Regions from separate parts of the Homo sapiens genome. Here region 2 is linked to region 1. A link is a contact called in ENCODE Hi-C data. All regions are on one chromosome and are shown on one strand. Each heading gives the region's core, a stretch centred on a gene start or an enhancer-like site at or near the end of the contact. The rest is flanking DNA. Distances are from core to core; before and after follow the strand shown. Region 1 has its middle 81 kb from the start of DCLK2. Region 2 overlaps LRBA (LPS responsive beige-like anchor protein).

Region 1 (3,502 bases), core at 686-3,185:
TTCTTTGCTTTTGTTTTCAAAAATAATGCTTTGTACATATACAGACCTATAAAAGAAACCACAAAACCAACATGTGTATAATAATTTTGTAACTCTATACGTTTGTAATAATTTTGTAACTATATTTAAGCCTGATCATGTCAATCAGTAGCAAATTATTTCTTCAAAATCCTGACTAAAACTGTCTTAGACTATATTTTATTCATATTGTTTGGGTTATGGCTTTAGGCGCTTTACTATTCAACATCATCAATGTTCAAGTTGAAAACATTAATTAAAATTAATTTACAGCTTGTATTTAAATTAAGTCTACACAGTCTACCTTTAGGAAATTAAATCCCATTTTGGCTTAAGACAGATATTTAGCAGAAATTTATTACGTTTGTCTCATGAGCTTTAAAAATTTATGAATGGAAAGAAATTAATTTTAAGTAAAGTAATCTAAACTTAACTGCCTATATTTTTCAAGAAAGTTTCAGCCAGGCACGGTGGCTCACCTGTAGTCCCAGCACTTTGGGAGGCCTAGGTGGGTGGGTCATTTGAGGTCAGGAGTTCAAGACCAGCCTGGCCAACATGGTAAAACCCCATCTCTACTAAAAATACAAAAATTAGCCAGGCGGTAGTGGCACATGACTTTAATCCCCACTACTCCAGAAGCTGAGGCAGGAGAATCCCTTGAGTCTGGGAGGCAGAGATTGTAGTGAGCCTTGATCGCGCCTCTGCACTCCAGTCTGGGTGACAGAGTGAGACCCTGTCTCAAAAAAAAAAAAAGAATGAAAGAAAAAGTTTTGCTGAAAAGTCATTTTTTCTCTAAATAAGAAGAAACTACTCTTGTACACACCATATCAGTTTTTTGTCCCATAAAAATTTGTGATAAAACTTTTAGGCTGTGGTAGGCTGAATAATGGCCCCCAAAGTTGTCCACATCTTAATGCCTGGAATCTATTAATATGTTATCTTACAAGGCAAAAGAGAGTTAACAGATTGATTTGAATTTAGGGTCTTAAAATATAAAGAGTAGCTCAGATTGTCCAGGTGAGCCTAATGTAATCACAAGGGTTGTTATAGGAAAGAGCAGAAAAGCTGGGGTTGGAAGAGAGGGAGAGAGAATGATTTGAAGATGTTAAGATGCAAGATTTGAAGATGGAGGAAGAGTCCACTGCCAAGGAATGCAGGCAGCCTCTAGAAGCTGGGAAAGGCAAGGAAATTGATTCTTCTCTGCAGCCTCCAGAAGAATGCAGCCCTACTAACCCATTTTGATTTTCTAGTCTCCGGAATAGCACAATAATAAATTAGGGTTGTTTTAAGTTACTAAGTTTGTGGTAATTTGTTACAGCAGCAATTGGAAACAAATACATAGGCCTAATTGGATAAGGTGAAAGCACACACATACACACATGTACACACACACAATCAAACAGGTAATTTTTTTTAACAGGAAAGAAAAACTGAGTGTCATCTACCTACAACTACTGATTTGCTTTGTGGGGTTTATATGCTTGGTGGAGAGGGGGAACAAACAAAATGAGTAGGTTAATAGGTTGGCCAAAATAAATGGATCCCCAGGAAAACTGCATTCTCTATTCAAAAGACCATTGACAATCATTCTTGGATTATCATACCTACAAATTACTGACCCTGCTAAAGCACCACGAGCTGCAGATATGAAAATTTTTGTGCAGTTTCCCTGAGACATGAAAATTATTTGAAGGGTTCATCCAGATAAAATGATTCAAAGTGGCTATATTACACATTCACTTGCTCACGTGTTCACTGTCTACGCCCACACTCCACACAGGAGACAGCACAGTGGCAGTGTCTCCAGGAACATGAGGCTGACCCTAGAGACCAACAATAAGGAAGCCTTGTATTCCTCACTCCTACAGAGGTGTGAGCGTTTCATCTTATTTGAACACTAGCTCTCTGTTAACACTTTGTTGTTGCTGACTCATCAGGCACTGCCTTCCATGTTTGCTCATCTGTGTCATTTGCAGTTTTGAATCCAGTAGTATCTTAGTCTTTGCTCATTTACTCTCTCACACTGCAGTCTCATAGCTACTGAATCATTGTCCCTGAAAGTCCTGCTTCCCTCTACTTCCATGCCAGGTTCTGTAGCTCTGCATGTCTTTCTGGAGCAAGTTTTCTGGTTGTCCCTGTAAGAGCAGTTCTCCGTTCTGAAGCTGCATACTCAGTGATCTGTGCCAGGAGTTGGCAGTTACAGCCCAAGGCCAAATCCAGCCCACTACCTGTTTTTGTAAAGTTTTATTGGAACACAGCCATCCTCTCTTGTTTACAAGTTGTCTATGGCTGCTTTCAAACCACAACTTCAGAGCTGAGTAGTTGTGATAGAGGTCTTATGGCCTGCAAAATCTGAAATATTTACTATGTGAAATATTAAGAAAAACATTGGTGGCTTTTGCTCTATGATTTTATGGCTATCAAAAGAGGGTTTTGACCTTTATTCCATTGGAAGAGACACTTCCTTTCTGTTTAGAGTAAAAATTGAAAGTTGTTCTGGCTGGCCTGGTGGTTCACATCTGTAATCCCAGCACTGTGGGAGGCCGAGGCAGGCAGATAACTTGAGGCCAGGAGTTCAAGACCAGCCTGGCCAATATGGTGAAACCCCATCTCTACAAAAAATACAAAAAGTAACCGGGCTTGGTGGCGCACACCTGTATTCCCAGCTACTTGGGAGGCTGAGCCACAAGAATCCCTTGAGCCTGGGAGGCAGAGGTTGCGGTGAGCTGAGATCATGCCACTGCACTCCAGCCTGGGCAACACAGCAAGACTCTGTCTCGAAAAAAAAAAAGAAATAAGAAATAAGAAAATTGTTCCTTCGTGCTTGCAACACAAAATCACCTGCTGCGTAACAGTGTTACCACTATCCAACACTGTTTGTGTCTTCAGATATTATTGTTTATTCACATAATGTACAACAGCATACAGATTATTAAAAAGTGCTGTGCAAAAAGAAGATATTGTCTTACCAGAGAAAAGGAGCATTGCAGGTTTTGTGATTACCCATGAATATGTATTTTAAAAATCGGTTTTATTTTTATGATAGGAAAAAGGTTTTGTTGATTTGCAGAACTTCTGATCAAATACTTTCAGAACCTGGGTTCCAACTGTTTCCTCCACAATAGCTATTCTTGATAACGTCAATGAGAATTCTATACACAAAGCTGCTTTTCTGTAGCAAGTACCTGTGCATATGTTTTCATAATAATCGGAGCATTTTTGTAATAATTTTTAAACTTATACACAATGACATTGAATCAGTAAGACAAAGTCCTAAATCTTCTCTCTTCTCTAAGAAAACTCCCCGTATTTCAAATGCTGAAAATAGGGATTTTGTTTACTCCAGCCAGCATTATTTATAGATTGCCCAAAATTTGCATTTTTGAATGGGAATTTATAGACCTCCCATTATTTTAGCATTTAAAAAATTATCTAATAAATTCTATAGCATAAAGAACTGTTTGAGCATCAAATCCAGATTCTC
Region 2 (3,502 bases), core at 384-2,883, 280 kb after region 1:
TTGTAGAGAGCTACAACAACTTCCAGGGTGATTAAATCTCAGTTCAGCATTTTCTTGCTCCAGGGCTGACAGTGCTCCAGCCTGTGGTTTAGTCAGCTCTAGGCTGTGCCCCTCTGTCCTTTCCTACTAGCGCTGAACAGACAGTACAGGCTCAGAATTTGCTCTTTGATCCTGTAAAATGGGCATCCATGAATGAAAGCCTGCGGGCCAAGTGCAGCCCACTGCCTGTTTCATATAATTGTTTAACATTTTTTAATGCTTGAATTTTTCATGACACATGAATATTTATATGAATTCCAAATTTGAATCCCCATAAACAGGTTTTTTTTTTTCCCCCCTCGAGACAGGGTCTTGCTCTGTCACCCAGGCTGGAGTGCAGTGGCGCAGTCTCAGCTCACTACAATCTCCACCTCTCAGGTTCAAGTGATTCTCATACCTCAACCTCCTGAGCAGTTGGGATTACAGGTGCCCACCACAACACCCGTCTAACTTTTGTATTTTTAGTAGAGACGGGGTTTCACCATGTTGGTCAGGCTGGTCTTGAACTCCTGACCTCAAGTGATCCACCCGCTCGGACTCCCAAAGTGCTGGGATTACAGGCGAGAACCACTGCGCCTGGCCTTCCATAAATAAGGTTTTACCAGAACATCGCCACACCTATTATTTGTTTATGACTGCTTTCACAGGTAGTTGCAGCAGAGAATGCAGAACCCTCAAAGCTGAAAATATTTACTTTCTGTCCATTTATAGAAAAAGTGTGATTACTCCTAATTGTCCCTCCCTCCTCCAAAAGCCAATCCTATTACCCCTTCCTCTCCTCCTGCCTGGTACCTCCAAGCCTTGCTTTCTTAGCTTATTAAGATACAAATTTCCTTTCTTTAGTGGATGGCATCAGAGTTTTAAAGCCACTACAAACACCTGTAATCGCATGTCCACCTGGACACAGGGGAATACAGATTGTGCTGGCAAGCCAGAAAGAAAAAAACCTAATTTCTGATACATTGACACTGTTCTACATTCAGTTCTAGCATAGCTGCCTTAAGTCTTCACTGTTTGACATATCTTTTAAAAAATCATAGAAAGGCAAAGACTTTCTTAGCCATTTATTTCACATTCACCCAAATGCCAACTTTTAGTAGTCCCTTAAATACAGCTTATTCTCAAGAACACAAAAACACATCTAGGAAATAAAAACCCATGTGTGGAAGACAGTTAGTTACATATTCTCTAAGTTTTGTTAACACAGATATTAAGATATTTTCAAGATGAGCAAAAATCAGTATCCTTTTCCCCCACTCATTTCACAAATGGCAATCTCTAGGGGTGTCTGGGAACTGCAGTGGAGACTAGGACAAACAATTATTTGCTACACTTATAAAATTCAGCTGATGAAAATCCATTAACCTTATGGTTGTAGTTCATTTGAATTTGATACTTGAAGCTTTTTACTGGATAAGTGTTATACTAAAACAAAACCACTGATCTTTAATTCTTTGTTCTAGTAAAGAATCTCTAATCCTGCTTCCATCTGAAATTAAGTAAAACCTGGGCTTTAGGGACTATACAGTCATCAGCATTCAAAACATTTTAATGAATCAGATGCCTCCCAAGGTGAAAAAAGATTTCGCTGGCCTCTTTCAGGAGAGGCCAAATTCCTCTGGCGGCAAGAGCCAGGGTAACATTTAGCAAGCAGCACCTGATCTCCCACTCAAATTCTGACAGGCCGCCTCCGCATCCAGGTTGGGTTGTGACTAGAGGTTTTCAGAGGGCCCCAGACACATGTTAATCTCATCCCCTGAAATCCTGAGTGCTCTGGACAATGCCGTGGCTGCACGGGTTTTAAGGAGGTAGTAGCAGGCCACAGCAATCTGCTGGGGATGACCACATTCTAAAACAGCCTCAGGAAGGGAAAACAAATGCATTCCCCTGGGTGAATGGTGGTTCTCCCTTGTTTAGGACAAAATAACTTTGCTGCTCTGTACAGGCTGCCTCCTTAAATATCAGCTATTCATAAAGACATCTCAACACTGTCTAGTTGATGGACTGTGATATGCTGCTAACCAAAATGCCACAGAGCAATCTGGCATCTAAAATAAAAATAGGTGGGAAGTGCAGAGCTTCCCCAGGCTGCCTGCCTGCAGGGTTCTTGGTATTTCACAGAAACTTAATTTCTGGTCTGAGCTGATGACTAATTTGTTTCCATGGTGTCCATTCCTTATATGGGCTCAGATTGAGGAAGGAGCTGGAGATTCTGCCCTGTGGTGTCTTGGATTCCCAGCCTGTGGCTTCCTTCCTCGCCTCCCGAGGTAGTGAGCTGTGAAAGTATCAGTCTCTGGAGCTGTGGGCAGGTATTGCTCATTTTAGGCAAGCTCGCTTTAATCACACAGTTGCCACTTGCAAGTTAGCATGATAAAGTGCAGGAGTGCTGGGAAAAAGGCAATGGATTGTTTAAGCCTAAAATCCAGTGGGAAATATTAAAGAGGGAAAAAGCAATGGCTACAGGGCAGAGAGGAGAAGCATGTGTGTATGAATGGTCTGCAGAAAGCCTCCCACTGCTGCCTCAAGGAACTTCCCAGAGCCCCTGGTACTAACTGAAATGCCACAGAAATTGCTTCAGTCAGCCAGGGATCTCAAATTATTTTACAGATTTATTAGCGTAGCTGACAATATAATCGCAACTCAAAGTGACAGATTATCCACATTATTATTGTAAAGAAAAGAGGAAAAGAAAATCCTCTGATGTGTACTTGGTTTAAATGCAGCATTATGGGAAGGTAGGGAAAAATAAAAGCGAGTACGAGTGTGTCTCTGTGCGTGCCTCGTGGAGGCCGGCAGAATGTGATGGAGAGACCGCAGAGAACAGTGGAGACAAGAAGGAAGCCGTCCACTGAATCAAGAAATGAATCCCAGGAGACAGAGCAGCAAGGGTCCTTCATTTCCTCAATGTAACCTATATGTAGGAGCTTTGTTCCCTGAGACCAGTATTTACTTAGGAGAAGGGGGTGATCAGACTAGATCTGGGAAAGTGGGAGAATTTATGACATCTAAGCTGCATAGGTCAGAATAGCAATGAGTGAAATATCCAGAGCTAGCCCAACGCCAGGGTAGAAGCCCCTGTGACCCTACTCCTGCCCCCAACATGTCCTGGGTCCCCTCATTGTATACAGCTCACATGCCCCGCCCTCCAGCCTGATTCTGGAAAATGAGGACCACCCCAGCTTTATTTTACTTTAACCTTCACCAAGGAGTTTGGAGGTAAGAAACAAAGGACCTTGAGAAACTAGCCTCTGAAAAGAATAGTTCTTACTCTTTTTCTCAATGTCTAATACTTGTGGAGTCCTGTCCTGGAGATGAAGCAAGAGCCCAGAAGGTCCACTGGCGGTGCCATTTCGGGTAGACCCAGTGGGAGAAAATGCCTGCCTAATTCATATCATAATTTGAAGCCCAGCTTCTTTAACATGTTTTTGGTCTTGTTGTCCATAAAGAAGTCATAGCTGAAATT

Evidence for each region. A loop is a pair of places that touch in the nucleus more often than their neighbours do. Pooled maps may share reads with other maps.
Region 2: a loop to region 1 is called in a map of IMR-90, with 3 times the contacts of the local background. The contact joins two enhancer-like sites. A Hi-C loop is called at or near these places in 3 of 168 maps with a recorded cell type or tissue (A673, IMR-90 and chondrocyte) and 5 of 50 pooled maps.

What each region holds. Positions count from the first base shown.
Region 1 is chr4:149,996,121-149,999,622 of GRCh38, forward strand. No RefSeq gene overlaps it. Among named protein-coding and RNA genes, the nearest start is that of DCLK2, 81 kb to the right of the region's middle. Within about 2 kb of position 1,936, at least 3 of the 41 ENCODE cell types and tissues checked have a DNase peak (open chromatin) inside an H3K27ac peak, as active enhancers do.
Region 2 is chr4:150,278,503-150,282,004 of GRCh38, forward strand. The region is part of intron 55 of LRBA (LPS responsive beige-like anchor protein); the gene reads right to left. Among named protein-coding and RNA genes, the nearest start is that of DCLK2, 200 kb to the left of the region's middle. Within about 2 kb of position 1,634, at least 3 of the 41 ENCODE cell types and tissues checked have a DNase peak (open chromatin) inside an H3K27ac peak, as active enhancers do.